2 separate regions of the Homo sapiens genome follow, and region 2 is linked to region 1. Evidence: chromatin loops called from intact Hi-C (ENCODE). Cell type or tissue: K562. All regions are shown on one strand. Links, peaks and the distances in the headings refer to the core of each region. The heading gives the core; the rest is flanking DNA. Region 1 overlaps MIR3681HG (MIR3681 host gene). Region 2 has its middle 39 kb from the start of MIR3681HG.

The links. A loop is a pair of places that touch in the nucleus more often than their neighbours do. Peaks named below come from ENCODE experiments on the same cell type or tissue, not always from the same donor. Only the 100,000 strongest peaks of a DNase experiment are listed, where the experiment ranks them.
Region 2: it touches region 1 in a loop (2.3-fold over the local background); 2 of 110 quality-filtered maps call a loop at or near these places.

The regions. Positions count from the first base shown.
Region 1 is chr2:12,045,797-12,055,613 of GRCh38, reverse strand. All of the region lies in intron 2 of MIR3681HG (MIR3681 host gene), which reads right to left. Among named protein-coding and RNA genes, the nearest start is that of MIR3681HG, 44 kb to the right of the region's middle. RefSeq lists an enhancer at 9,106-9,215. In K562, for the core only: CTCF peaks have their summits at 5,086 and 6,866 (motif pointing right); DNase peaks (open chromatin) are centred at 5,083 and 6,873.
Region 2 is chr2:11,963,511-11,973,327 of GRCh38, reverse strand. No RefSeq gene overlaps it. Among named protein-coding and RNA genes, the nearest start is that of MIR3681HG, 39 kb to the left of the region's middle. In K562, for the core only: no CTCF peak of the experiment used is centred there; a DNase peak (open chromatin) is centred at 5,087.

The DNA of each region.
Region 1 (9,817 bases), core at 726-8,725:
TGGCTGAGCGAAATCATTCTCATATGGGAAAATGCAAGTAATTTGAGTTCTATAAATTTATAATCATTATATTCAAGGCCAAAAGAATCCTTTCAACAATTACAAAGAAAGGATGTGTGGCTCAGCCAATGAAAAGTGTGAATAGAATTCAAGAAAAAGAAGCTAAAACCATAAAACAAATTAAGAAAAAAATTCAAAAACTCTGGTCCCTGTTGAATTCAGATGACTTATCTGCTTGTTAAAGCAAGAACAGTCACTGCAGCTGTGGGTTCAAAATTATCAGGGCTATCCCTTTAAAATAGCCTATAATTCCTTCCTTTTTCCTGACTCCAACTGGCATTTCACCAATGCTGGGGTTTGGCTTGGTTGTTTGTGTTTAGGCTTTTGAGAAGCTTTTTCTCACCCTCTGCATTATCAACTCTCACTTAGACGACCCTCCCTTGTAATCCCCAAGCCCCATTCTTTTCCTTTACATTAGGCCCACCCAAGTGCACTGTGTCAGTTACATGTCAAGCACACGCCATGGGAGCTCTTGCTGCAGGGATTGCTCTTTCCCATCACTGTATCCCTGAAGCCCAGCCCAGGACCTGGCATGGAGTAGTGTTCAATGCATGCCTGTAGAGGGGATTTTCAAAGGGCAACCATCCCAGAATGGCCCGGGTCACTGTTTCTCACTGGAATCCATAACTCCTTGGGATTTTGAGGCCGTGAATTCAGATTTGAGAAGCACACATCTAGCTAGTAATGGGTAAGTGTCTGTGGCAGGATTGCATGATTTTACATATTTGTTTAGTTTAATTCAATTAGCAATGTTTGAGCGTCTACTTTGCACCTGGAGTTGTGCTGGAAAAAAAAAATATGGATGGAAAGAAATTTTTGTCGGCCTCAGTTATTGGTGTCTATACCTTATTAGTTCACAGAAGAGCTAGTGTTTTTTTTAAAGTCTTACTGGTAAGCTAATTCCATCTCCTTTCATGTTAAACAAAGAGAAAGTGAAGCCAAGAGAGGTGAACTAGAGGGAGTAGAGCGCTGTGCTTATGAGCTCCAGGTTGGGAACCAGACCAACATCCAGCTCTTAGTAGACAGATCTTGGAAATTTTCTTACTCTCCCTGAGCCTCATTTACTTTATCTGCAGAAGGGAAATAACCACCAACTCAGAGCATTTATGACAATTGAATGAGACAATGCATGAAAGCCCTGAGTTCAGAACCTGGCACATAGTAAGAGTTCAACAAAGCTTAGCTCTGAATATTATGATCCAAGCCACACAGCTATTTAGTGGCAGAACTGGGAAAATGAGCCAAGTTTTTTGACTCAACATATATCATTTGACTTTATAATGATATATGTTTATAAAGCTTTGCTTTATAAAATAACAACAATAACTTTATTATATTTTAAGGATGTGCTGTGATACATATAGGTACAAATATAAATAATATTACTTAACTATGAAAATTCCTTGATAATGTTTGGCTGTGTCCCCACCCAAATCTCAAATTGTAGCTCTCATAATTCCCGTGTGTCATGGGAGGGACCAAGTGGGAGGTAATTGAATCATGAGGGTGGGTCTTTCCCATGCTGTTCTCGTGATAGTGAACAAGTCTCATGAGATCTGATGGTTTTATAACGGGGAGTTACCCTGCACATGTTCTTTCTCTTGCCTGCCACCATGTAAGACATGACTTTGCTCCTCCTTTGCCTTCTGCTATGATTGTGAGGCTTCCCCAGCCATGTGGAACTGTGAGTCAATTAAACCTCTTTTCTTTATCAATTACCCGGTCTTGGGTATGTCTTTATTAGCCGCATGAGAACAGACTAACACAATCCCATAAAGGAGATATTATACTTCCTTTTCAGATAAGAAAACTGAGGCTCAGAAACTTAAAAATTGGCTAAGAGCACATAACTAGTGAGGGATGGAATCAGGACTCACACCTCGGTTCTTGGTCTCCCCATCTCTCCATAGACAACCTGCAAGACATCCCTGCTCTTGTCTGTGACCTTATGTCAACCTGCATATGACTTTAGTGTAGAGTGTTTAATGTACAGCCCCAAACGTTTTATGTTCTGGACTTTTTAATATTATCAGCCTAAATTCACAAGTTTGTTCCAACAAAAGGTTTTATCTGGTTGTAAGTCTCTTTCTCAATGATTATTTATTCTTCCATCTTAATGAGCAGATGGACATTTGAAATATACTATAACTGCACAGTTCCCCAAGAGGTTCTTGAAAATCTTCCTTACCTAAGGAATACAAAAGAATCAGTCAATCATTTATTCTAAAAGTATTTTTGGAGCACCTGGTGGACTCAGGAGTGAACAAAATAGACAAAAATTACTGCCCTCCTAGGGCTTATCACCTAGTAAGGGAGATGGACATCAAACTAACTAATCAGATAAATAAACAAAGACATGAACACATAAGTAGATGCAAAGTATACTCTAGAGAAATAATGCAGGAGGATAGGGAATGTCAGAGTCGGGAAGGAGTCCCTCATCAGTGCCTCATCAATGATTTGCATTGGCTGCCTTTTCTGTCTCAACATTGGTTGGTGTTGCAGGATACTTTCCCAATCACTATGCTGTTTACTCATTCAGCATATTCAATACATACTTCCTCAACACACACCATGTGTCAGACACTGCTACCTTCCCTTGACAGCTGTCTTCTTCTACCAAGAGTCACTCTCCTCTCCCTCCAAGTGTGTTGTCAATCCATCACCCTCCTTTTTAGGCTGATAAAATAAAAAGGTAAAAAAGATCCATTTTATTTTTTTTTTAAACAGAGTCTCGCTGTATCGCCAGGCTGAAGTGCAGTGGCACAATCCCGGCTCACTGCAACCTCCACCTTCTGGGTTCAAGTGATTCTCCTGCCTCAGCCTCCCAAGTAGCTGAGATTACAGGCACATGCCACCATAACCAGCTAATTTTTGTATTTTTAGTAGAGACAGGGTTTCCCCATGTTGGCCAGGATGGTCTCGACCTCTTGACCTTGTGATCCTCCTGCCTCGACCTCCCAAAGTGCTGGGATTACAGGAGTGAGCCACCGCACCCAGCAGGTAAAAGAAATCTTATTTCCATTACACATTGATTCAGGAAATATTTAATGAGTTCCTAATAACCCTAAATAGCATGTGTACTGCATTTCTTATCAAATATATTTCCACAACCATAATCTCCTATAGTGTCCAATAGTGTCATAATGAAGATACAGTAGGAACCATTTCATTCATTTTATTTCTATTGTACCTCCTTTGGAATAGGATTTGAGGAAGTTTACAAAAAATTATAACCAGTAGGATTATTATAACCATTTTATAGATGAAGAAACATAGTTTGAGAAAGTGTATAGGACTTGCCTGACATCACACAGCAACCAATAAAACTGGAATCACAACTCAAGTCTTCTAACTCCAAACCCACACTTCCCTCTGCCCCACACAATTGCCATGTTTGGTCCCTCGTCAGGTCCTCTGGGTGCAATGATGAAGCAGAAGTAGCTCTGTTCTCATGAAGCATAATTTCAGTAAAGACCATAAGCCAAGACTGAAAACAGCTGTAATAGGAGATGGTGATGTTTGGAGAGTGATGCATGGAAGTTTGGAGGGGCATGAGTTTTATGCAATGTTGGCTGTCTGAGTCATAAAAGAAAAGCTTGGTGGAGGAGGTGGTAGGACATGGACTATTTAAAGGCAAGAAAAAGTATGTCAGGTTGAAGGAGTATTAATTGGCCAACATGTTAGAAATCACCGGCCAAAAATATCACAGTATCCCCTCCTCTCTCTCTTATTCACATAAAGTTTGGCTTTCCCAAACTACTATAAACCAGAAGTTTCTCAGGGAATGTTATGGTTCTCTTTCACATCTGGATTACAAAAGCTTCCAGGTACACTAAAGGAAACGGGAAGAAACAACCACTTATTGAGAACTTACTATATACCGGAAATTGCTGCATCATTTAATCCTCACAGCAGCTCTGCTAGGTGACTATAACCCCCATATTATAAGTGAAGAAAGTGAAGCACAAAGACTTAGTTGATGTGTCCAAAGTCAAACAACTAACAAGCAGAGAAATTGATTTGAACTCAGGACTGTTGGAAGTCAAAGCCAGGTCTCTCTGTGACTCTAAACTTTGAACCATATTACACAGCCAAGGATCAAGAAGTGCCTGTTCTATGAGTGTGAAGTTGTGAGCAAATAAATTCAGCACCTGGTGAAGAATCAGCAAGTCAAGTTGATCTAACTTAGATTTATGAAACTAAATCACAAAGAAAATGTTACAAATAAAGATAAATATATAATTTAATGTATCCAAATATAAATTCTTTTTTGAGACAGAGTCTCACTCTGTTGCCCAGGCTGGAGGGCAGTGGTGCAGTCTCAGCTCACTGCAACCTCCACCTTCCCAGTTCAAGTGATTCTCCTGCCTCAGCCTCCTTAGTGCTAGTGTTACAGGTGTACACCACCATGCCCTGCTAATTTTGATATTTTTAGTAGAGATGCGGTTTTGCCATGTTGGCCAGGCTGGTCTTGAACTCCTGACCTCAAGTGATCCGCCCACCTTGGCCTCCCAAAGTGCTGGGATTACAGGCATGAGCCACCAAGCCCAGCGAAGTATAAATTATTTATGCAAGATTTTTTCACATGGTAGAAATGTTTCTCTAATCACCATATTTTTTTCTACATTCCATAAGAAAGCTTGCTAAGATATGGTGGGTTCTTGTTTAAGTTTGTGTCTATCACATCCCACAAAAGCAATTATGATCGCCCATTGATTCATGAATGTGAATGTGGACATCATTAAATATTTACACAAACACGTTGATTACTTACTTTTATAAGCCTATGGGAAGTACCAGTCTGTTCTTTAGCACGATGTTGGAAAAAATAAGTTTCTTTGCAAATACAGTAATCAGCCCACATTCACTACTCATTAGACTAACTCTTGAAATAATCTTCAGTTTGTTTGCAAAGATGATTCACATCTGCACCAGCACAGCTGTGGTGGAACCAGAGTGAGTGTGTGTAGAAGGAAGTTCGCTTTGGGCTACGAATCCAGAGTAGCTTTCAGCATTTACAGGAACAGGAGCGACCCCACGGTAACAATAGTAATAGCAGCAACTGCAGCAAAATTCATTTCCAGGAGACCAACTCTGCCTCTGTCAATGCTGAGGTAAAGAGTAAATGGTGCTGTCACTGGAGGTGTTTGGTAGCAAAAGATACTAAGCAAGTTGCCTTCTCTCCTTTTATCCCCACCTTTATCTCTGGATTCTGACGGTAAAAGGGTTTTAAAACTATCGAATTCCCAGAGGATAATTAGTATGACTGGATTCAATGCTGACAGATAAACAGAGCATTTAATTTGTATTTCGAAATATCAAAGTAGCATAAACTGTTGTTGTTTGTTTACTGATGTCAATCTGAAGGTTCTACAATTTGCAAAACATCCCTTTGAGTAAGCAGACAGAAAAAAAAAAAGGAGAGATGAAATTTAGAATCAAGAGTGAATTAAAATCAGTTGCAAGATTTTTTTTTTTTTTTTTGAGAGGCAGAGTCTTGCTCTGTCACCCAGGCTGCAGTGCAGTGGTGCAATCTCGGGTCACTGCAACTTCCACCTCCTGGGTTCAAGCAATTCTCCTGCCTCAGCCTCCCTAGTAGCTGAGACTACAGGCATGTGTCACCACGCCCAGCTAATTTTTGTATTTTTTTAATAGAGACAGGGTTTCACTATATGTTGGCCAGGCTGATCTCGAACTCCTGACTCCACATGATCGCCCACCTCAGCCTCCCAAAGTACTAGGATTATAGGTGTGAGCCTCCATGCCCTGCCAAGATGTTTTATTAACCCATGAACTTCATGGATTTATTTTTGTCCCAGCACTACAGAAAAGGTATTTGCAACTTAAGTGTAACTCTCATCCCATCTCTTTCCACTCCTCTAAATTAGTTTGAGAGAAAAAAATTCTAAGGACAATCTTATGTCAAATGCAAACTTTATCTAGAAACCACTTTATTCAGAAACACAAATTGAAACAATTATACTCTTCTTCTACAGTTGATGTTTGTTGGTTGATTGCTGTAGTCGATGTAAGAGGTGTGTGTGTGTGTGTGCATGGGTGTAAAAAAGGAGAGTGCAGGATGGGAGAAATAAGGGTTCACTTCAAGCAGGAAAAGATGAATTTAAGTTAGGAAGTCAACTCCCTTTGAAACTGAATGACAGGGACCATTGCTACCAAATAGACACTACAAATAAAAGGTGAAAGCTGGCCGGGCACGGTTTCTCAGGCCTGTAATCCCAGCATTTTGGGAGGCTGAGGCAGGTGGATCACAAGGTCAGGAGATCGAGACCATCCTGGTCAACATGGTGAAACCCCATCTCTACTAAAAATACAAAAATTAGCCAGGTGTGGTGGCGTGTGCCTGTAGTCCCAGCTACTCGGGAGTCTGAGGCAGAAGAATCACTTGAGCCTGAGAGGCGGAGGTTGCAGTGAGCCGAGATCACACCACTGCACTCAGCCTGGCCACAGAGCGAGACTCTGTCTCAAAAAAAAAAAAAAAAAAAAGGTGAAAGCCATTAGAAATTCTTTCCTGATACAGTCTCTAAGAGTAGGTTAAGGCCATAACAGAAGAAAACTAACATTCCTTGAGTACCTGCTGGTGCCAAGTAACATGCTAACAACCATCTGTCCCAGATCAAGATCCCTGGAATCAGACTTTGAGGCAGAGAGTCACACTACAGAGCAATGCTTCTTGAAGGTACACCTCAAAGGAAATGAAGAAGCAGGTCTGGGAAGAGGGGGAAACCAAGCAACAATGCAGCTGCCACTGAGTCCTCGCTGAGCCCTCACTGGCCCTCTAGGGGGCTCTGGAGCCACGACTGCCCTTCTCCAGATCCCAGCTTGAGGCACAGAGCCTACAGCTTTGTATCTCTGCATCAGTTGGCCATGACAGGAGCTACCCTCTAAAGGGGATGAAACCTTGATTAAGGCCATTCCCTCCCTACAGCCAAGGGCAACTCCTAGTGAGGCGGGCTGTGAACCAGCGGCAGTGGTTGGTATTTTCAGCAGCTAGGCACTTGGCATGTTGGCCTTGGAGAAGGGATTCAGGCTGAACAGCACAATCTTTCCTAATCCACCCCTTGTGGCATTCAGGTCCACCTGCTTCCTCTGGTAAGTTTGCCCCTTCAGGGAACAGCTTCTCCAGGGTACTGATTTGTCTTGTTCCCTGGAAAAACCTAAATGAGGGGATTTATGGTACAAAATACAATCCCCACAGCTCCCATTTGTCTCCTGGCTGTAAATGATACTCACCACCCCTCTTTTCCAGGGTATCACTCAGGGCTTTCCAAAGAAACAAAACTGGAGAGAGACAGAGACAGAGAGAGAGAGAGAGAGAGAATAGATAGAAACATGATAGATAAATGATGATAGCAAATAGGTAAATAGATGGATGGATAGATAATAGATAATAGGTGAATGGATAGATTAGATAGATGATAGATAGATACACTTACATACATACATAGATATGTGGATGGATAGATGGATGGAGATATACATACAGATTGAGAGTTTATTTTAAAGAATTGGCTGGTGTAATTACTGAGACAAACAAGTCCAAAATCTGCAGGTGGCCAGCAGGCTAGAGACACAGGAAACAGCTGATGATCAAGTCTGAGTCCAAAGCTCTCTGCTGACAGCATTCTGTCTTCCTTGGGGGACATCAGTCTTTTTCCTCCTAAGGCCTTCAACTGATTGGATGAGGCCACCCCACATTAGGAAGGATCATCTGCTTCTTTTAGATCAGTCTACTGATTTAGATATTGATATCAACTAAAAACACCTTCACAGCAACATCTAGACTAGTATTTGACCAAATATCTGGGTACCATGGCCTACCAAGTTGACAGATAAAGTAAACTATCACATCCAGCATCTGTTTTAATTTTCCCTTATCTTGACCTGCACCTCTGCAGGTGACCTATGGGTGACCCAGACCTTTATCCCTGAAGATTCTAAGCCCTTGGCTACCAGTTACCTGTGGCTTTCCTCTGGTCTGTGACTACAAACTGCAGAACCAGCAGCAAAACCTAAACAGGGGCAAGAGAGTTTAAGGATGGCTCCATGCAAACGTCACCCACTGCTGGGAAGCTCCTTGAAGTGGTGTCTAATTGATGGAAAGTCAGTAGTATCCCTCCTGCCCATTAAAATGTACTGGACTCACATTAGTAGGCATTCCCCAAGCACCTGCACTGCACCCAGGCATCCTGCACTATGTGCTGAGACTTCGGAGTTAAATAACACACCATTTTCACCTTGAATAAGCACATAGACCAGGGAGTAGAAAGAATGGCAAATAAATTAATGAGTTACGTCCAGGCGTGGTGGCTCATGCCTGTAATCCCAGCACTTTGGGAGGCTGAGACGGGCAGATCACAAGGTCAGGAGATCGAGACTGTCCTGGCTAACATGGTGAAACCCCATCAGTACTAAAAATAAAACAAATTAGCTGGGCATGGTGGCGGGCACCTGTAGTCCCAGCTACTCGGGGGAGGCTGAGGCAGGAGAATGGCATGAACCCAGGAGGTGGAGCTTGCAGTGAGCCAAGATCGTGTCACTGCACTCCAGCCTGGGCGACAGAATGAGACTCCATCTCAAAACAAAACAAAAAAATTGTGATTTACAATGTTGCAGAAACTGCCTAATCTGTGTGGGATGCAAAGAACATGTAAAGGGGAGAGCAACCCATGCTCCCTGGGGCAAGAAGAAAGGAATGCCAATTTCCCAACAGAAAGGAGGTGGTTGTTACTGTAAGAGGAAAGGAATGCTAAAAATCCAAAATCAACAGATGTCCACAGCACTAATAATAAAGTACCAACTTTTTAAATGTTACTTTTTTCATAAATTAGAGCACATTAAAGGTTATCCCCATCATAATGTCACTCTCACTCGCATAGCAATACGTGCTCCAAAACGGGAAAGGAGGGAATGGAATTAGAGTGAACAGCTGGGGACAGGGCTGGGAAAAGCATCCAACAGATGTTCACTGAGCCATAGGTCCTGGGCACTGCACTAGGCACCTGGGAGGAAACAGAACAAGACCCCTGCCCTGTGTCACCTCAAAACTGAGAGTGAAAACGACCAAACCAGGGCAGGTAGCCCCAGCTACCAAGACTTCAAACCATTCAGAAATGGGATCTGCAAAAATAGGACCTTCTGACTCCATTCTGGAAAAACTGCTATTTGATTTTGCTTTCATCTTTGCCAGCTTCCAGATCAGGAAAAGACATTTTGCTCAACAAAACTGCTATCTGAGTCTGTCAGTCTATTGCTTCCCCCACCTACAAGAAGGACCCATTTCAAACCCTCACCAGGGCTGTTGGGATTTTCAGATTCTGCTCAGGGACTGTGGGGATTTGTTTCACGATCTTGTTGAAAAAAAAAAAAATTAAATAAATAAATTGGTGGCGTTGCAACTGCTGTTGTTTTGAAATGTTTCGGTTTTATTTTGAGGCTTGTATTTTATGAGTATCTGTTTCTACATTTGGAGCTCATGCAATATGCATGGTTTCTTTATGAGATGTGATATGCATTTGTGGAGACTGCATTGCCTGCCAGACTGTGTTGAGAAAATACATTTCAGTTACACCTGACCGGAAAACCATCTGCCCGTGCCGCACGGACACATGGCCGATACTGGGATAGCATGGGAAGCCCCAGCGACTGCTCAAGGTTCTCTCAGTTAGAAGACATCCCAGAAGAGAAGTGGTAGATTATGACTGTTGAAGAATACTTATTATTTGAAATAAATACA
Region 2 (9,817 bases), core at 769-8,768, 82 kb after region 1:
AATCAATTGATTAAGAGGATGGAACAATTATAAACATATATCACACAACACTGGAGCACCTAGATATGTAAAGCAAATATTATTAGATCTAAGGGTAGAGATAGACTCCAATACAGTATTAGTTGAGGACTTCAATACTGACTCTTAGCATAGACAGATCATCTAGACAGAAAATTAACAAAGAAACATTGGATTTAAAAAGCACATTAGAATAAATGGACCTAACAGACACTTACAGAACATTTCATCCAACAAATATAGAACACACAATCTTCTCATTAACACATGGAAAATTCTTCAGAATACATCATATGTTATGACACAAAATGAGTCTCAATAAATTTTTAGAAATCTAAGTCATATTAAGTATTCTCTCAGACCACAATAGAATAAAACTAGAAACCAATAACAACAGGAACTTTGGAAACTGTGCAAATACATTTAAACTAAACAACATGCTCCTAAATGACCATCATGTCAAGGAGGACATTAAGAAGAGAAAAAAAAATGTTTTTTGAAACATGAAAATCCAAACACAACATACCAAAACCTATGGGATACAGCAAAAGCAGTGATGAGAGAGGTTTATAGCAATAAATCCCTACGTCAAAAAAGGTAGAAATATTTCAAATAAGCAAGTTAATGATGTACCTCAAGGAACTAAAAAGGCAAGAATAAACCAAACCCAAAATTAGTGGAAAAAAAGAAATAAAGATCAGAGCAGAATTAAATGAAATAGAGACTAAGAAAATAATACAAATGATCAATGTAATGAAAAGTTGGCATTTTGAAAAGATAAACAAAATCAATAAACTGCTAGTTAGACTAACAAAAAATAAAAAAGAGAAAACCCAAATAAATAAAATCAGAAACAAAAAAGGAGACATGACAACAGATACCACAGAAATATAAAAGATGATCAGGGACTATTATGAACAACTATCTACTAACAAACTGGAAAATGTAGAGGACCTAAATAAATTCCTGTACACATGCAACCTACCAAGATTGAATCAGGAAAAAAAAAAATAGAAAACTTGAGCAGAACAATAATGAATAATGAGATTGAATCAGTAATAAAAAGTCTTCCAACAAAGAAAAGTGCAAGATTGGTTGGCTTCGCTGCTGAATTCTGCCAAACACACAAAGAAGGAATAGTACCAATCCTCCTCAAGCTATTTCAACAAATTGAAGAGGAAGGCATTCCTCCTAACACATTCCACAAGACCAGCATTACCCTAATAGCAAAACAGACTAGGATGCAGCAAATCAAAAAAAAGCTACAGGCCAATATCCCTGATGAGTATGGACACAAAAATCTCCCCAAAATATTAGCAAACCAAATTCAACAGTACAGAAAAAGGTAATACACCATGATCAAGTGCAATTTATCTCAGGGATGCAAGAATACATATACTAATCAATAACTGTGATACATCACATCAACAGTATCAAGGAAAAAACCCATATGATTATCTCAATAGATACAAAACTCTCAAGAATCTAGATGTAGAAGGGACATACCTCAACATAATAAAAGCCATATATGACAAACCTACCACTAACATTATACCAAATAGGTAAAAGCTGAAAGCCTTTCCTCTAAGAACTGGAATAAGACAAGGATGCCCACTTTCACCACTCCTATTCAACATAGTACTGGAAGTCCTAACCAGAGCAATCAAGCAAGAGAAAAAAAATAAAAGGCATCCAAATTGGAAAAGAGGAAGTAAAATTGTCTCACTTTGCAGATGACATGATTTTATATTTAGAAAAACCTAAAGCTCTTATGTCTGATAAATTCAGTAAAGTTACAGGATACAGAGTCAACATACAAAAATTAGTAGTGTTTTTATATACCAATAATGAACTAGCTGAGAAAGAAATCAAGAAGGCAATCCCGTCTATACTAACTAAAAAAATAAATAAAATATACAGGAATATTTTTAACTAAGGAGGTGGAAGACCTCTAAGAGGAAAACTATAAAACTCTGATGAAAGAAATTGAAGACGACACAAAGAAATGGAAAGACGTCACATGCTCATGGATTGGGAGACTTGACATCATTAAAATGACCATACTACTCAAGGCAATTTACATATTCAATGCAATCCCTATTGAAATACCAGTGTCAATTTTCACAGAAATACAAAAAAAACCATACTAAAATGTGTATAGAACCAAAAAAGAAGCTGAATAGTCAAAGCAATCCTGAGCAAAAAGAACAAAGCTGGAGGCATCATACTACCTGATTTCAAAATATATTACAAGGTTATAATAATCAAAGCAGCATGGTATTGGTATAAAAAGGGGAGCATAGACAAGTGGAATACAATAGAGCACACAGAAATAAATCCACATATTTACAGCCATAGAGTTTTTACAAAGGCTCTATGAGCCCCAAACATCTGAGACAGGTCCCAGTCAGTTTAGAAAGTTATTTTGCCAAGGTAAGGTTAAGGATGCATGCCTGTGACCCAGCCTCAGGAGGTCCTGATGATATGTGCCCAAGGTGGCTGGGGGACAACTCAGTTTTACACATTTTAGGGAAATAAGAGACATCAATCAATATATGTAAGATGACCACTGGTTCAGTCAGAAAAGGCAGGACAACTCTAAGCAAAGGCAGGACAACTCAAACTGGGGAGGGGGCTTCCAGGTCATAGGTAGATAAGAGACAAATGGTTGCCTCCTTTCTAAAGGAGGCAATTGGATATGCATTCATCTCAGTAAGAAGAGGGATGACTTTGAATAGAAGGAAAGGCAGGTTTGCCCTAAGCAGTTCCCAGCTTGCCTTTTCTCTTTAGCTTAGTGATTTTGGGGTCCCAAGACTTGTTTTCCTTTCATGGTGCCAAGAATATACACTGGGAAAGGACATCCTCTTCTATAAATGGTGCTGGGAAAATTAGAGCTCCATGAAGCTCTAATGCAGAAGCATGAACCTGGACCCCTAGGTTCACTGTAGATCTCATACCATATATTAATACAAAAACCAGCTCAAGATGGATCAAAGACTTAAACATAAGACCTGAAAATATAAAACTACTACATCAGGGAAACACTTCAGAACATTTGTCTAGGCAGAGATGTTGAGGATAAGACCTCAACAGCACAAAAATAGACAAAAGAGACTTAACCTAAAAAGCTTTTGCATAGCAAAGAAAACAACCAACAGAATGAAGAGATAACCTGATGAATGGAAGAAAATACTTGCAAACTATTAATCTCACAAGGGGCTAATATCTAGAAAATACTCAAGGAACTCAAATAACTCAGTGCAATAATAATAATAATCCCGTTGAAATGTGGGCAAAGGACATGAATAGACATGTCTCAAAAGATGACATACAAATGGCCAACAGGTATATGAAAAAATGCTAACCATCATTAATAGTCAGGGAAATGCAAATCAGAACCACAATGAGATATTATCTCACCCCAGCTAAAGTGGCTATTATGGAAGAGATTAAAAAAAACAACAAAACAAAACAAAAAAACAGATGTTGGCAAGGATGTGGGAGGAAAATGACTCTCATACACTGTTTATGGGGATGTAAATTAGTACAGCCACAATGGAAAACAGTGTGGAGATTTCTCAAAAAGCTAAAAAAACAAAAAACAAACAAACAAAAAACTATACAATCCAACCATCCCATTACTGGGTATTTATCCAAAGGAAAAGAAATCAGTATATCAAAAGGATACCTGCACGCCCATGTTTATCACAGCGCTGTTCACAGTAGCTAATATATGTGGGGTGTGGTGATGAAGAGAGGTTGATGAACGGACACAAACATACAGTTCAATAAAAGGAATAAGTTCTAATGTTAGATAGCAGAGTAGGGTGACTATGGATAGCAACGATGTACTGTATATAGCTAGAAGAGAGAACTTCAAATCAAATGTTCCCAAAACATAAAAACCATAAATACTTGAGGTGTTGGGTGCCCTAAATACCCTGACATGATTATTACACATTCTGTGCATGTCACAAAATATCACATGTACCCCATAAATATGCACAAATATTATATATCCATTTTAAACATCATAAAAGAAATGAGGGAGATGCCACCCCATATTCCTTGCTCAGAACAAACTTGACTTGTATGTTTCTAAGCAGCTGGTACTATGAGCATTTTGAGGGCAGATTCTGAACTTTATCTCCAGATCATCTGTGCTTAGCATTTGACACTAAAACTGAATATTGAATTCAATCTTACCTATCACAAGGTATACGTGTAGCTCTGGGAGCTTACGTATTTGGAGAGAAGTCAGTGACATGAATATTGATTACTGCTCCTACATGTCAGCCTGTATGCCAATCACTTTGCAGATGGTAGGGAACCTGGATTGTTTTGCCATTTAATCCTTATAATTCTATGAAACACAGGTTTATAGACCAGAAACTGAAAGTCAGAACGGTTAAGGTCATACATCCAGTTAGTTTAGCATCAAGATTGGGATCCCATCTGTATACTTCCAAACACTGGCTCCTTCTACTCACCATGGTTTCTCATTAATCCTCACCACCTTCTCTGCCCATTCATTAATTCAGTTACTTATTCATTTATTCATTAAATCCGGCAACAAATAAATATTCATGGAGAACCTTCCACGTGCCAGACTCTCTTCTAGGCAACTGCAGTGGAGCAACAAAAGACAAGCAAGGACCGTACCCAAATGAAGCTTATATCCCAGCTAGGAAGGGATTTGACCATCTAAATAGCATTCAGATGGCTGATCTATAAAATATATAAATAGGGAAACGTCATTCAGGGATGGTCACCTGTCAAGTAAAGCTTTCTTGAAGAGGTAACATTTGAGCTGAGACCCAAACAATGTCCCTTGAAGTGGTTCCAGCTGACATATCCTCCTGCCCGTCAACATACTCTTTCATTTATTCCTGAAATTGACCCACAGAATATTCTAAGCCACCCCCAGGCCTCCTGGGGATCCGTTTTGAAAGCTGGATTTACAGATTAGTAAGAACAGATCCCAGCCTGCCTCCTTGCCAAAGTCCTGTCGGCACTTGCAGATGGTTTTTACAGATTGCTGCTTCTTATCTGTCTGGGCTGGCCCTCTCACTCGAAGGGAGAAACAGCTCATGGGAGATGGATGATTTCCAAGCAGCTTTTAGGCAGCAAGTCGTCCCTGTGGTTTTCACCCCCAGAGAACCCTTGGCTTATGTCCTTTATCTCCCTACACCACTGTCCCCGTAAAGAAAAGAACTAGGAGTGACTGAGTGTCTACTATGCTCCAAACACTGCACTTTGCACACTCATCTGAAAATGCCTTTCATTCTCATGCCCTGGGCATTACCTTCTTATACCTGGTGACACAGTCTTGCTCGTGGTCACAAATATGGCAATTGCTCTTTCCTCTACAGAAGTATTTATTTGTAAGGAAATACATCTGGAGGCAGCACACTAACTACTGAATATTTAATGTAAGTAATATAAGGCTATAGTAAGAGAAATACTGGGCCCGAACAGGAAAGAAATTAAATTAACAGAGAAACTGCATGAGGTGTGAATTCAGGCAGACTTGGATTCTAAATCTTCTTCACTATAGCACAGTGATTTTTAAGGAATCATTTAACTTCCCTAAGCATTTTTTCTCCATCTGAAAAGTGATGTTAATGCTACCTAGAGAAGTTTAATAGAGTAAGGAAAAAGGTTGGTCCCAGACAAAGCTGAGCAGTATATGATTGTGTCCAAGGGTGAGAAGAGTAAACATAGAGTAATATTCACTTCAAAAATGTACTATAATCTGGCTAGTTGCGGTGGCTCATGCCTGTAATTCCAGCACTTTGGGAGGTCAAGGTGGGTGGACCACCTGAGATCAGGAGTTTGAGACCAGCCTGGCCAACATGGTGAAACCCTATCTCTACCAAAAATATAAAAATTAGCCAGGCGTGGTGGTGGGCGCCTGTGATCTCAGCTACTCAGGAAGCTGAGGCAGGAAAATTGCTTGAACCCGGGAGGTGGAGGTTGCAGTGAGCCGAGATCACACCACTGCACTCCAGCCTGGGCGACAGAGCGAGACATCGTCTCAAAAAAAAAAAATAGTATAATCTAAGGCTTAGGTATGAGAGTTTTGTTGTTGTTGGTGGTGGTGGTGGTAGTGGTGGTTTTTTACAATAATGGCATTGTTTTTGGCCCACCAAACATCAGTTTCTTAGGGTGAAATCACATTCCCCAAGCTCACTAAACTGGGGAAAAGCCAGAATATAAACTTTTTAAATAAGGACTAGATTGTGATACAACCTCAAGGTCGACAGCATTTCCACTGTTCACTTGAAAGCACACGGGAAGCCAAATTATGATCCGAAGGTCTACTGGTGAACATGGAATCAGAACAAGAGAATTCAATGGAACACCTCTTTCAAAGCATCCAAGACAAGTTTGTCCTCCCACAGCACTGGTGAAGTTTGTCTCCACAGCTCATCTGCTTCTTTGGGTCCTTTCTATGGCCTCTTGCCTTCTCTTAGAAAGGCTAACACATGGCTTATACCTGTAATCCCAGCACTTTGGGAGGCCGAGGCAGGTGGTGCATGCCTGTAATCCCAGCTGCTCAGGAGGCTGAGGCAGGAGAATCACTTGAACCTGGGAGGCAGAGGTTGCAGTGAGCCCAGTTCGTGCCACAGAGCAAGACTCTGCCTCAAAAAAAAAAAAAAAAAGGGAAGGCTAACACGTTCAATTGAGTTACTTCAAGTCTTTTAGACCCAAGAAACATTTTTCTGTTAGAAGTGATTATGCATCACCCTCTTCTGATCTCCTTATGTTGGTTTTATAATTTAGCTTTCAGGAAGGTATCTTAGTTCTTTGTAAAAGAGTCTTAGGGGTAAGAGATCTGGGTAAGTGTAAGCGATGATTCTTTTCCTCTTACATTAATCAAATTCACAGTTTAAGACATTCCATAAAAGGAAAATCCTGCCCCAAAAGATGTCCCTTATAAATTTTAAAAAAACGTTTAGAGAAGAAACAACAGTTCTACACACTGTCTTCCAGAAAACAGAAGACAGAATGCCTCATACCTCGCTTTCTGAGGTCAGCGTTACCCTGATAGTCAAATCAGATGAAGGCAGGATTAGAAAAGAAAACTGCTGACCAATAATCCTCTTGAACATAGACACAGAAATCCTCATCAAAATATTAACAAATCGGCTGGGTGTGGTGGCTCATGCGGTAGTCCCAGCACTTTGGGAAGCCAAGGTGGGTGGATCACGTGAGGTCAGGAGTTTGAGACCAGCCTAGTCAACATCGTGAAACCCCAGCTCTACTAAAAATACAAAAATTAGCTGGGCATGGTGGTGCATGCTTGTAATCCCAGCTACTCGGGAGGCTGAGGCAGGAGAATCGCTTGAACCCAGGAGGCGGAGACTGTGGGTGGGCCGAGATTGCACCACGCCATTGCACTCCAGCCTAGGTGACAGAGCAAGACTCTGTCTTAAAAATAAATTAATTAATTAAATAAATCTACCACAAAAAAAACACCATGACCAAGTGGGGTTTATTTTATGAATGCAAAGCTTGTTCAATAAGTAATCATCTAACAGTCTAAAGAAGAAAAACCAAATGATTATATAGTTGGTGCAGAAAAGGCATATGACAAAACTTAGTATCTATTCATAATAGAAATTCTCAGCAACTAGAAATAAAAGGAAACTTTCTTAACCGGAGAAAGGATATCTACAAGAAACCTGCAGTTCACATCACAGTTAACAGTGAAAACTGAGTAATTTCTCCCAAAGATCAGGAACAAGGCAAAGGTGTCCATCCTCACTAGTGTTCAACATCACACTGTAAGTGCTTGCCAGTGAACTGAGGCAGGAAAAAGAAGCAAAAGGCCTACATATGGGAAAGAAAGAAATAAAACTGCACTTATTTTCATAAGAAATAATTTTCTACACTAAAAAACTTCTAGACCTAGTAAGTGCATTTAGCAAGGCCACAGGACACAAAGCCAACACACAAAAATCAATCAGATTCCTGTATACTACTCATCAACAATTGGAAACTAAAGTTTTTTTAAGTTTATAATAGCTGCCCCCCCAATTAAATACTTAGATATAAACCTAACAAGTTAAATACTTAGATATAAACCTAACAAGTCATCTGCAATAGGAGTCTGCAAACTTTCTGCAAGGAGCACATAGTAAACTTTTTAGACTTTGCAGGCTGCTATGATCTCTATTGAATGTTCTTTGTTTTTGTTCTGTTTTGTTTTATTTTGAGGATTTTTAGAAACTTCTTAACTCACTAGTCCCACAAAATAGGCCACAGACCAGATTTAACTGCTAGGTCATAATTTGCAAACTCCTGACCTATAGGATCTGTATGCTAAAAACTACAAAATTCTAATGAAAAAAATCAAAAAAGACACAAATAAATGGGGAGACATCCTGTGTTCATGGTTTGGAAGACTCGGTGTAGTAAAGACAACAGTTGTCTCAGAATTGATCTACAGATTTAACAAAGTATCAATCAAAATCCCAGAACTTGTTTGTAGATACAGACAAGTTGATTCTAAAATTTATATGAAAAGGCGAAGGAACGAGCAAAGCTAAAACTGTTTTTTTTTAAAAGTATAAAGTTGAAATGATTACACTACCCAATTTTAAGGCTCATTACAAAAGTATGGTAATTATGATAGTGTGGTATGAGTGAAAGAGGAGACACTTAGATCGATGGGATAAAATAAAGAGACCACAAATTGATGCACAAATATAGTCATCTAATTTTAGACAAAGGTGAAAAAACAATTCAATCAAGAAAGGGTAGTCTTTTTGGTAGATGGTGCTAGAACAACTGGATAATCTATATGCAAATATGAATATTGACCTAAACCTCACACCTTGTAAAAAATTAACTCAAATATATTAACTTAAACATAAAATCAAAAACTGTAAAACTTTTAGAAGTAACATAAAAGAAAATCTTTGTGCCCTGGAGCTAGGGAAAGATACATATCAAAAGCACAATCTATAAAAGAAAAAAAAAATAATATACTGGACTTTATCAAAATTAAAACTTTTTCTCTAATGAGTTTTCTTTGGCATCACTTCACTAAAATAAAGGGATGTTTATAGAGATTTAAAGGAAGGGATGCCAAGGTGCCTCTGGGCATGGTTACATACTCTGTTCCATCATCCCTGATAGGGCAGGAGCCACATGTTTTCTTTGGGTTGGATAATGGCCGTAACCATACACCTACTTTAGGGTCATTGTCAGAAACTGCCCTTTGCCTTGCATGTCTGTACAGGCCCAGTCACCTTCTCAAAAAAGGCAAAAATTAGAAAGCCATGCAGAGGAGAAACACTTGCTCAGGAAAACAATCAACTAGCAATTATTTTTTTACAATGAAATATCAAAGTATTATTTCCTCCTAAAAATATTCCTCTCTGAAACGTCTCATGTTTGAAGTTAATTTAAAATATTACTGGTGCCTTTCTTCTTCAGTGCATTTTCTTTGAAGAGACTTTTCAAAACCTTGGCCATCAGGCTTTCTCTCATTCGAGATGAGTGTTCTACGTAATAAGTAGTCTTGATATCTTTCCTACTAGGAGGCAGAAAACTCTTCAGTTTTATAGTAAACTGGAGAAAATATGTATGCATTGGTGTATCCTCATCAAGGTGGCAGGAGGAGACTTGAAAAGGTGATATGTGCCTCGTAGGTGATTCTTTCTTCCCTGGTTTCTAAGCTCAGCACATTTTTTACTAAATCAAGCACATTACATTTCAAAGCCCTAATATATTTATTAAATATTCAATTTACACAGTCCACAGCTTCTTAGCTATCACGAGATCAGTT